2 separate regions of the Mus musculus genome follow, and region 1 is linked to region 2. The links are chromatin loops, found by intact Hi-C in ENCODE. Cell type or tissue: left cerebral cortex. All regions are shown on one strand. Links, peaks and the distances in the headings refer to the core of each region. The heading gives the core; the rest is flanking DNA.

Region 1 (5,385 bases), core at 287-5,286, 50 kb before region 2:
AAGGCCACACCTATTAATAGTATCAGTCCTCATGGGCTAAGCATTCAAACACGAATCTATGGGAGCCTTACCTATTTAAACCACCACAGGCAATAGCTCAGTCTTAACACAGGAGTTCATGTGTCTCTAGATAAAACGGTTCTGTGCTTGGGTTTGTTGTCATGAGAGATGTTTTGGTAACACTGGAAGATATCGATCAGAGCAGATTTACACCCTAGCAGGAATCCTGATTAGCCAAACCCAGGTATGGGATACTATGTACGGAAAACACAGCCAGGGTCTACATTTGAGAGGGGTAACATTATGTTTAGCCTGTAGTGTTGAGTTCCTGGGCTTCCTCTAATTAATCATGTGGAGGTATCTGACGTATGTGTTCAGACACTTAGAAAGACTTTCTCAAGTTTTCATTTTCTGTTACACTTGCATCAGTGACATCTATCTACGAATAGGGTGAAGGCGAAGATCATTGTATTTAAAACTCCTCCCATCAAGGCTTGGTTCCTCCTCATACACCCTTTTGCAGCAATTTAAGAGACATTTTTCATTTGTGTAGTGACAATAGGAAGGGAGAAATACATTTCTATTTTGCTTCTACTTTGAAACTTTATTTCTGTTGATAATAAAATGCTAAAGCATTACACTCTCTTGGGATTGCCCCCATATTTGTGAGGGTATAACTGACAAATGAAAATTGTGAATATTTACAAAGCAGGGAGTGATGTTTTGATGTATGTGAATTGATTCAATAAGCTGTTAGCATTTTCATTACCAAACATTCTTTTTTAAAAAAGAAATTGTAGTGAGAACTGTCTCAAAAAAATCCATTCTGCAGTGTATGGTACATTATTACTAATTCCAGTCACCACGCTGTGCAAGACATTCCTAGAACTGAAAAGAAGTGTTTTTTAATCTTCCCACTTTCCCACAAGTGAGAGTAAGAACCTCTCACAACAAGAGTCTTGAGTGTAAATGTCCTTTTTCTCTGCATATTTTTCTTTTTTCTTTTTTTGTTTTTTTTGAGACAGGGTTTCTCTGTATATCCCTGGATGTCCTAGAACTCACTTTGTAGACCAGGTTAGCCTTGAACTCAGAAATCCACCTGTCTCTGCCTCCCAAGTGCTGGGACTAAAGGTGTGAGCTATCACCGCCCTGCCCCCTACCTTGTTTAAGGATTTATTTATTTTATGTATGTAAGTACACTGTAGCTGTACAGATGGTTGTAAGCCTTCATGTGGTTGTTGGGAATTGAATTTTTAGGGCCTCTGCTTCCTCCGGTCAGCCACACTTGCTCCAGTCGTTCAGGCCTGAAGATTTATTTATTATTTATTATATGATCTCATTACAGGTGGTTGTGAGCCACCATGTGGTTGCTGGGATTTGAACTCAGGACCTTTGGAAGAGCAGTCAGTGTTCTTACCCACTGAGCCATCTCACCAGCCTGGGAAATGTCTTTTTAATAACCAGATGTCGATGAGAGTGTGTGTGTGTGTCTATGCCTCCTCTGTATAAGGGCCTTGCATTTGGGAATCACATCAAAACACTTCTGATGAGAAGGTTCAGCCTGTAAAAGCAGCTGCCACCAAGTTTGAACCTAATTCAAACCTCAGGGTCCAAGTAGTAGAAGGAGACAATTGACTCCATAGAATTGTCCCCTGACTGCCACATTCACTGTTGGCACATGACCCCACTCCCAAACAAGCAAACAGATGTTTTTAAAAGTCTGTTCAGTCACAAGCCATTGGTTGGAACAGAGTCATCCTCAGTTCTGGTGTCCTTTTAAGACAAGAGACCTTTGGCACATATATTCTCAAATGTGAATGAAGGTGACTGTGATGGCTTGTATATGTTGGGCCTAGGGAGTGGCACTATTAGAGGGTGTGGCCCTGATATAGTGGGTGTGTCATTGTGGGTATGGGCTTTAAGACCCTCATCCTAGCTGCCTATAAGCGAGTATTCTGCTAGCAGCCTTCAGATGAAGATGTAGAACTCTCAGCTCTTTTTGTACCATGCCTCCCTGGATGCTGCCATGTTCCCACCTTGATGATAATGGACAGAACCTCTGAACCTGTAAGCCAGCCCCAATTAAATGCTGTCCTTTATAAGACTTGCCTTGGTCTTGGTGTCTGTTCACAGCAGTAAAACCCTAACTAAGACAGCCTTCCTAACAAATCTGTGATCTTTTGGATTAGACTGTTCATGAACCAAACCTGCAGTATATTACTGTCAGATGCTCTGTAAATGTTACTGTCTTCTCTGTAGTTTATGGCATGGTGTTAAGCATTTTGTTTTTTAGCTGAGGCTTTGAGCCCGGCCGGTAGAAAATGCCTTTGTAACGGTGTATCAGAATTTCTTGTGCTTTTCACAGGAAGCTGGAACTGAATCATCTTCAGAACTTTTATATAACCTGGTCTACCATCTTTAGTTCAAGATTAAGTAAATACCATATGCTCTCGTGGCCTACATCATCCAAGATGTGAAAATCTATAACTGAAACACTGCCTAAGTGGGTCGCTACACTCAGGGATTCTTACTGGAAAGATCCTCTCTTAGTTAAAGTGTCTATTGCTATAACAAAACGCCACGACCAAATAGTTCAGGAGGAAAAGGTTTATTGGACTTACACTTTAGGAAGCCAGGACATGAACTCAAACAGGGCAGAAACCTGGAGGCAGGAGCTGATGGAGAGGCCATGAAGGACTGCTGCTTACTGGTTGTTTCTCATGACTTGCTCAGCTTGCTTGCTTGCTTGCTTGCTTGCTAGCTTGCTTGCTTGCTTGCTTGCTTGCTTGCTTGCTTGCTTGCTTACAGAACCCAGGATCACCAGCCCACGGATGGCTCCACCCACAATGGGCTGGGTCCTCCAGCATCAATCACCAATTAAGAAAATGCTCCACGGGCTTGCCCTCAGCCCAATCTTACAGAGGCATCTACTCAACTGAGGTTTCCTCCTCTCAGATGACTACAATTTGTATCAAGTCGACATAAATCTAGCCAGCACAGATCTGTAATACAAGGTGAGGAAGCCAAAAGAGTTTAACGTACACCCTTCTCTCCCCCTCAGGGCTGGTTTTTATTGTCCCTTCCATATCAGAACTTGTTGAAGCAGAGAAGCAGGGCATCTATCATGCATGTTCACTATTACCCATTCATGCAGTTGTCTAACCCACAATCTATAAATACCTCAAAGACAGGAGCAAGCTTTTAATCATCCTTTTAGCCTCAGTACCCTCCTTGGCCCTAATATAGCCTTTGTCTGTTCATTGGCCTGAGCAGAGGGGAAGAAAACCATTGAACACAGGAGAGGCTGACTTAAGTAGAGAGAGCATCTAGATGTGGGGTGACAGATGGGGACAGGCAGGGAAGGCCCTCACTAAGGATTTGTCCTCAGGTCAGGAATTCCAAGGCTATCTCAGTTTAGTGTACTACACCTATTTTATTGTGATTTGAAGATCCTTCAAGTTGAAGGTGTGTGACAATCCTGTGTGTCACAAATACATCCAAGCCGTCTTTATACCGGCTTATTTTGTGACTCTGGGTCACGTTTTGTTAATTCTCACAGAAATTCAAACTTCTTCATTATTATCTTATGTTGTTTTGGGGTGTCATGAACCTTATTCATATCGGTCAACTCAAATCAGTAAACATTTGTGTTCAGACTGTTTGTTCCCGGTATCCTCCTCTCCTCCAGCCTTCCCAGTCCCTGAGACATAGTAACATTGAAATCAGACCAGTTAGTTTCCCTCCAGTACCCTGAAGGTGTTCTAGGGAAAAGAAGATTGATGAATGCACCTCTTGCTTTAAATCAAAACCTGAAAATCGTTAAGCGTAGGGAGAACAGCGTGTAGAAAAGTCAGGAGAGGCTGAAAGCTAGGCCTCTTGTACCAAGCCACTAAGTAGTAGATGCAACGGTGCCAGTCCAATAGTCTCCTAGCCAAGACCTATCCACAGTAAGACTCCACCTCTCTTCACTTCTACAAAGGCAGAGAGAAGAGAGGAAGCTGCAGAAGATGAGTTTGAACTTCCCAGGACTTAGTTTGTTTGGGGTCAGTAAGAGTGTATGCTCTGGCTTGTTTCCCAGCCCCCACACGAGACCTCTCCTGACCGCCTGTAACTCCAGCTGAGGATGGCGATGGATGCATTTTATGTGTATTTATTCATGTAAAATGTATACAATAAGAGTAAAACAGGGTTGCTATATTTTGCTACTCTTATGCTACACAAATATGAAAATAAAGGGCCTCAAATCTACTGAATACACATTCCTCTTATGAAGAATAGAAATACGGTGGGTATTTCATTTGTATTTATTCATGGGGTATGTACATCCATGTATACTGTGCCTTCTAATATTTTGTAGTCAAAACCAACTAATAGTGTCAGAGCCACAAACTGTACTTCTTATCAATTTTGGTGATGTTTCAGTGTTAACACAATGAATCAGTAAGTTATGAGGTCTAAAATAAAGAGCCAATGACAAGAAAATCAATATTAAGGTGAATCTATTCTATTAACATGAGGAAAGTCCTCACAGCTGGCTGTGAGGCAGTTGAACTTTCAGGGGGGAAGTCACTACTGATGTATTGGAAATAGCAGCTCAAGTAAAAGGCCTGGAAATGGAACTGGACTGCGGCAATCTCATGATAAAACTATAATGGATGAGCTGTTTCTTATGGATGAGCAAAGGTAATAGTCTCAAGAGATTTATCTCAAGAAGTTTATTCCTGGGGGGAGGGGAAGAGACTGTGGGGGCGGTGACTGGGTGTGGGGACAGCGATCTGGATGTAAACTGAATAAGTTAAATAAAATAAAACAAAACAAAATAAAAAAGTTTACTCCTGATGAAGATGTTGAGAGCTATGTTGAAATGATAACACATGTGAATATTAGATAACCTTAGTTAGGAAAGCAGTGATAGGGTTTGACAATATTGGCTCTTAATTTGAAAAAATTTAATGTGATTAAAATTACATAGTTTTATATCTATTTTATATTTATGTATGCCATGTATAAATACATTGTACATATATACAATAGTGTATAATTATACATACATACATACATACATACATACATATCTGGGTGTGGTGGCACTCTCCTGTAATTCAAGCACTTGAAAGATGGACAGGACAATCAGGGGTTCAAAGTTACCCTTAGCTATTTCTCAATTCAAGACCAGCCTGGGTTATTTGGAAGGGTCAACGAACAAATGCTACCAAACAACCTCACAGGCTACAGAAGTAGTTCGTGAAAAGAAGAGTTAATATTTTCCAGACTTTACTAACTTCTTATTTGAAGAAATTTCTGTATCCACCCTACTTTCAGCAAGCAACTTGCCAGTCAGCAGCCTTCAACATCCAGGCAAAACCTTCCACCAGAAAAAAACAT
Region 2 (5,385 bases), core at 171-5,170:
AACTGGACGTATGTCCTTACCCCGTAGTGTTGCTCTGATATCCCCTCTAGCTTCCTTGACAAGGGGTAGGAAAGGGGGTTCTAATTGTTTGAATATGTATCCCGAAGTCTAAGTGCTGGAACTTAATCTCCAATGCAGCAGGGCTGAGACGTGGGACCTTTAATAGATGTTAGGTCCTGAGAGGTCTCCCTTCAGAAGTGGATTTATGCTGTTCTCAGTGCTGTGGAGAAGGCTACTTATTGCAAGAGGGTTTCCTATAAACCTAACTTCAACTCTCTGTGTGATAATCTTCTGACATGTTACTGCCTAGCAAAAAGGCTTTTTGCCAGATGTAAACCCTCAGGATTAGACTTCACAGCCTCCAGGGCTATGTGTTAGATAACTTCTATTCCTTAAAGCTACCTAGTCTTGAGTCTTCTGTAAGAGCAAGCAAAGTAGACTAAGCAAGGGATTGCCACATTTCTGAGCCTGCCAAGGTCAGCTGGAGTCAGATTCTCAGCTCAGGAGCGCAGTCTTGGGCTTTTATTTCGCGGGGGTTGATGGTCTAGGATTTGGGGGTGTTGTGGGGGCATCAAACCTGCCAGCTCAGATTTCTGAGAAGGACTGGTTCTTGAGCTTCTTTTAGCTGTAGAGTCATCCCTCATTGACTTTGAAAAGCCCTTTAACTTCTCCTTGTTTACTGCTGCACTGTTTCTGAGCTGACTTTCTTTTTAACTCCCCTCCTTTCTTCTGCTCTCCTCAGGGCCTGACACAAGCACTCATCAGGGACTAAAAAGAAAAAATCCTTTGAAGCCATCTCTAAACCTGTGGTATGTATTGGTTCTAATAGGCATTAGAACATACATACAGCTTGTTCAAGACACCCATTAAATGATTTTTCACATTTTCTCAATAAAGATAAAGCATAGAAGAAACACTGTTTATTTTCACCCAAGTTTGCTCCTAACTTAGGCTATTGTTCTTCAGTACATGTTACACTGACATGCAGCTGTATATTATTGGGGCCTAATCACCAATTTTAGTATTTTTGCTAAGGATGTACACATTTCTGCAGGTGCCTATTCTGTGTTTACACTTTCTGCGGGGTTTGTTTTGAGGGTCTCATGGTTTAGCCCAGGTTGGTCTTGAACTTGTCCCACTGCTTCAGTCTCCCAAGTAGTTGAGGTTATGGGCATGTATCACTATGCCTGGCCAGTCACAGTTATGTTTAACTCTGGTTGGTAGCATTATACTGTATAGTCATTAATGGGGGAGAGAAGTTGTGCTCTGAGCTCTTAGGGACAACACCAAGACCTCAGAACATAATTACAAGAGTGAAAGGGGACAGTAGCTATAGCTATTTGTAGTAGAATATGTAAAGGCTGGCTCCATAACCTAGTCTTCTCTTTGCGTATAAGGTGCTCAGTCTATTTAACAAAAACATGGGACACTCCAGTGGCACCTGACATCTCTTTTCTACTTAGAGACAAATGTTCTCCTAGCTGATAACTGCATCTCAGCATGACAGGAAGACAGAACGACCTAGGCAGCTTCATTTAGAGAAACGTAATGGATTCCAGGCTCTTTCCTTATCATGTCAGTAGCTCTTGGAGCATGGAGAGTGAAGAGCAGGCTTGAGCAGGATGAAGCATGTGAAAAGCGTCCCAGCCATTTATTAATAATACTATCAGATTTCTTTGTAGGGGGTCAGCACTGTTTTTAAAAAGTCAGTTTAGTGCCCAGACACTTTGGAAGAACTTAGGCACTGAAGATACGGAGGAATGACATTTTTCCCCCTGAGGTTGCTCAATCTGTACAACGGAAGATGTTAAATTGGGAAAGAGTACAAAAGGAGCGTGATGCTCAAGACAAAGGGGGTAGGAGTTCTCCCTGCAAACTAGCCAATGTTTAAAACAAGGTAATAGAGAAGGTGCCAAAACCCAGTCTTGGAGGACTTTATATGCCACGATAAGGTGGCTCACCCAGCTGGAACGTGGGCAATGCGGAATGTTTGAAAGGACAGGTGCACTGGGGACAGGAAGGACTTGGGTTGTCTTCTATCACACTTCCCTTCATTACTGCCCTGTAGATTCATTGCTAATTAATCCAAGATGGTAGCTGGGGAAGAGAAGGAGAGAAATCAGGGGGGAAAGATACATAATCATGACAGCAGAGCAGGAGGGGTAGCTTGGGTCGGTACATAGGTGGGGGCAACTGGCTGGCACAGTCATTTGTATTTAAGAGATGCATACAATTTACGTATCTGTGAGCCAGAGACTCCCTAGAACATAAATTTCCCATGCTCGGCAGCAATTCATCGGTCCTAAACTTCATCTCTTAGTTATTTATGAGTTCGCAGATCTTGAGTAAATGCCAAGCAAGTTTTGTTTTTCTTTCTTCTTTTTTTTTTTTTTTTGGTAAGTTTGGCTTTTCATTTAATAAGTTTATTTTAGAATATTTTCCCCCAGTGACTGAGTTAAATATGAAACCCTCACAATCAAAGGTGATGGGTGTTGACGGTTGGTGGTAAACAAAACACTTGTTCCACTAAGTCACCAACTAATGCAGACTTAATTACAGGATAGTTAAGCAAGGAGAGAATTGCTTCTTCCTTGGATGTCTGAATGTGAGCGTAGCTGTAGCTGTAGCAGATGGCAGTTTGACACATCAACATTTCAAGGGAGTTCACTCAAGTTAAACTATCCGAGAAGTGCTAAAAATATTAAGCCCGACTTACATACTTCTGCTTCTGCTCTGACTGAAAGATTAACGCTGTAGCTGTGCTAACCAGGACACTCCCAGCATCTGAAAGAACAAGTTGATCCCTTTAGCATTTTCAGAACGGCTATTCCAATTATATGCCTTAGAAGTTGCATAAAGACTTCTCTATGCCACAGCTATGATTTAAGAGTGAAGAAGATTTTTGACTTAGCCAGGTGTGGTGCCACATGTCCATAATGTTAGTACTTGGGAGGTTGTGGGTGTGGGTGTGGGTATGGAGTGTGTGTGGGGTGGTGAGTTTGAGACTGGCTCAGGCTCTGTAGAGTGTCTTAAAATTTCTTTTCTTTTCCAACTCTAAGAACACACTACATAATGTTTCAAACCCAACACTGTCTGGAAGATTCTAGATGTCATAGTAGAGTTTAATTTTGGAGTAAGAAATGCTAACTAAAATTAACTAGAAAAAGTCTACTGGAAGATTATTCAAAAGCTACCTATTAGATGATCTTCGAGAAGAAAATAACGACAAGAGGAGAAAACATGATCAATGATTTCATTTAAAAAAGATGGGAACTTGCAGGGAAAAAAATGTAGCAAATCTGTCTAATTTCCAAGTAATTTCTCAAAATAATCCAACCTGTAAATATTATGCAATGTTCTGTTGGTGATACTTATTTCCTTCAGTGTTTTCTTCCTCCTCCCAGTTTCATATTTCTCCCCACAGTCATTCACCAAGACTTCAAAGAGGTGCTTTTCAAAGTCAGTATGGGAGAGAAACAAGCCTGGGTTCAGCTCATGGCAGAGGGATGCAGCTTCTTGGGCTTCAGTGGGGAAGGTGGGTGATTTACTTACGTGATGTGAGTCTGGAGTGGGCTGCCCAGAGTAGCTACTCAGCCTGGGGAAGCCAGTGAAGACTGGCTGCCTTCCTACTTCTCCATGGCTTGTGTGGCTGCCTAACCAGGCTTTGTCCTGTGCCCCAAAGAAATGGATGGAGCAGAGGCCTTCGAGGTGCATCATTAGGCTATTTATTTGAGATCACTCTAATTTTTTTCCTTTTAAACACAAGCATTCTTAGTCATTAACTTTATTCTTAGAATTACTTTAGCCAAATCTCAGAGGTCCTGGTATGTTGTACTTCTCATTTTCATGTGTTTCTAGGATTTTCTTTAAAGCTTTCTTCCAGATTTCTTAATTGAACCATTGTCATTCAACAAAGTATTATTCCATCTCCAAATATTCAGGTAATTTCTATAGTTTCTCAATTGATTTCTAGTATTAGACCACTGTGATCTGATAAGATAGAAAAAATAACTTTGATTCTTTTGTGCTTGTTAATACTTGCTTTGTGATATAGAATGCAGTCTGTTTTACAGAATATTCTATAGGATGCTTAGAGAGTATGTATTTTATATCTGTTTGATGGATGGACTGTATGTATGTGTGTGTGTATGTGTATATGTGTTTGATGGATGGACTCTCTCTCTATATATATAATATGCATATATATATATATATACTGTGTGTATATAAATGTATACATACACACATATACATATATGCATACACATATACACACATATATGTTTTCAGATATATCTGTTAAGTATGTTTGGTCTATGATATAGTATATAGCTATGAAGCTTCTTTTATGACTTTTATTTGGAGTATTAAAGTCATCTATTATTTTAGCATGACCTGTCAGACCTTTTATATCTATTGGTCTTTGCTTTATTAAATTGGGTGTTCCAGCATTTGGTGCACATCCAGTTGTTTAGTCTTTTAGGTGGGTTGATCTCTTTATTAGTATGCAGTGGCATTCATTATATCTTTTGACTGATTTTGGTTTGAGAACAACTTTATTAGATGTTAAAATACCTATGCCAGGTTCTTTTTAACTTCCATTCACTTGCTGGATTGTTTTCATCCTTTGATTCTCAAGCTGTGTATGTCTTTACTAATAAAATGTGACTCTCAGAGACAACAGATAGAGATAGTTTTTAAATGCAGTTAGCGTCTCGGGTGACTTGAGGCTATTTGTGTTTGTCTTAGTTAAAAGTTTCCATTGCTGTGAAGAGACACCATGACCAAGGCATCTCCTATTTATTTATTTATTTATTTATTTTCGCGACAGGGTTTCTCTGTATAGCCATGGCTGTCCTGGAACTCACTCTGTAGACCAGGCTGGCCGCAAACTCAGAAATTTGCCTGCCTCTGCCTCCCAAGTGCTGAGATTAAAGGCATGCACCACCACTGCCCAACAAAGATTTATTTATTATGTATATAGCCGTCTGCCTGCACACATGTGTGCTGGCCAGAAGAGGGCACTAGACCTCATTATAGGTGGTTATCAGCTGTCATGTGGTTGCTAGGAATTGAACTCAGGATCTCTAGAAGAGTAGCCAGTGCTTTTAACCTCTGAGCCATCTCTCCAGCCCCCAAGGCAACTCTTATAAAGACAAACATTTAGTTGGGGCTGGCTTAACAGTTTGAGAGGTTTAGGTCATTATCGCCATGACGGGAAGCATGGCAGCATGCAGGCAGACATGCTGCTGGAGGAGCTGAGAGTTCTACGTCTTGATCTTGAGCAGTCAGGAGGAGATTAGAATTCCACACTGGGCAGAGCTGGAGCATAGGAGACCTCAAAGCCCTGCCCCCACAATGATACACTTTCTCTCACAAAACCAC

Evidence for each region. A loop is a pair of places that touch in the nucleus more often than their neighbours do. Peaks named below come from ENCODE experiments on the same cell type or tissue, not always from the same donor. Only the 100,000 strongest peaks of a DNase experiment are listed, where the experiment ranks them.
Region 1: a loop joins it to region 2, with 5 times the contacts of the local background. A loop is called at or near these places in 4 of 42 quality-filtered maps.

What each region holds. Positions count from the first base shown.
Region 1 is chr1:64,511,418-64,516,802 of GRCm38, reverse strand. Gm36148 (a long non-coding RNA gene) reads right to left here and starts at 2. Exons shown (of 4, transcript XR_865486.2): 1 at 1-2. In left cerebral cortex, for the core only: no CTCF peak of the experiment used is centred there; a DNase peak (open chromatin) is centred at 2,425; H3K27ac peaks cover 2,036 bases.
Region 2 is chr1:64,461,454-64,466,838 of GRCm38, reverse strand. No RefSeq gene overlaps it. Among named protein-coding and RNA genes, the nearest start is that of Gm36148, 53 kb to the left of the region's middle. In left cerebral cortex, for the core only: a CTCF peak has its summit at 5,019 (motif pointing right); a DNase peak (open chromatin) is centred at 2,807; H3K27ac peaks cover 300 bases.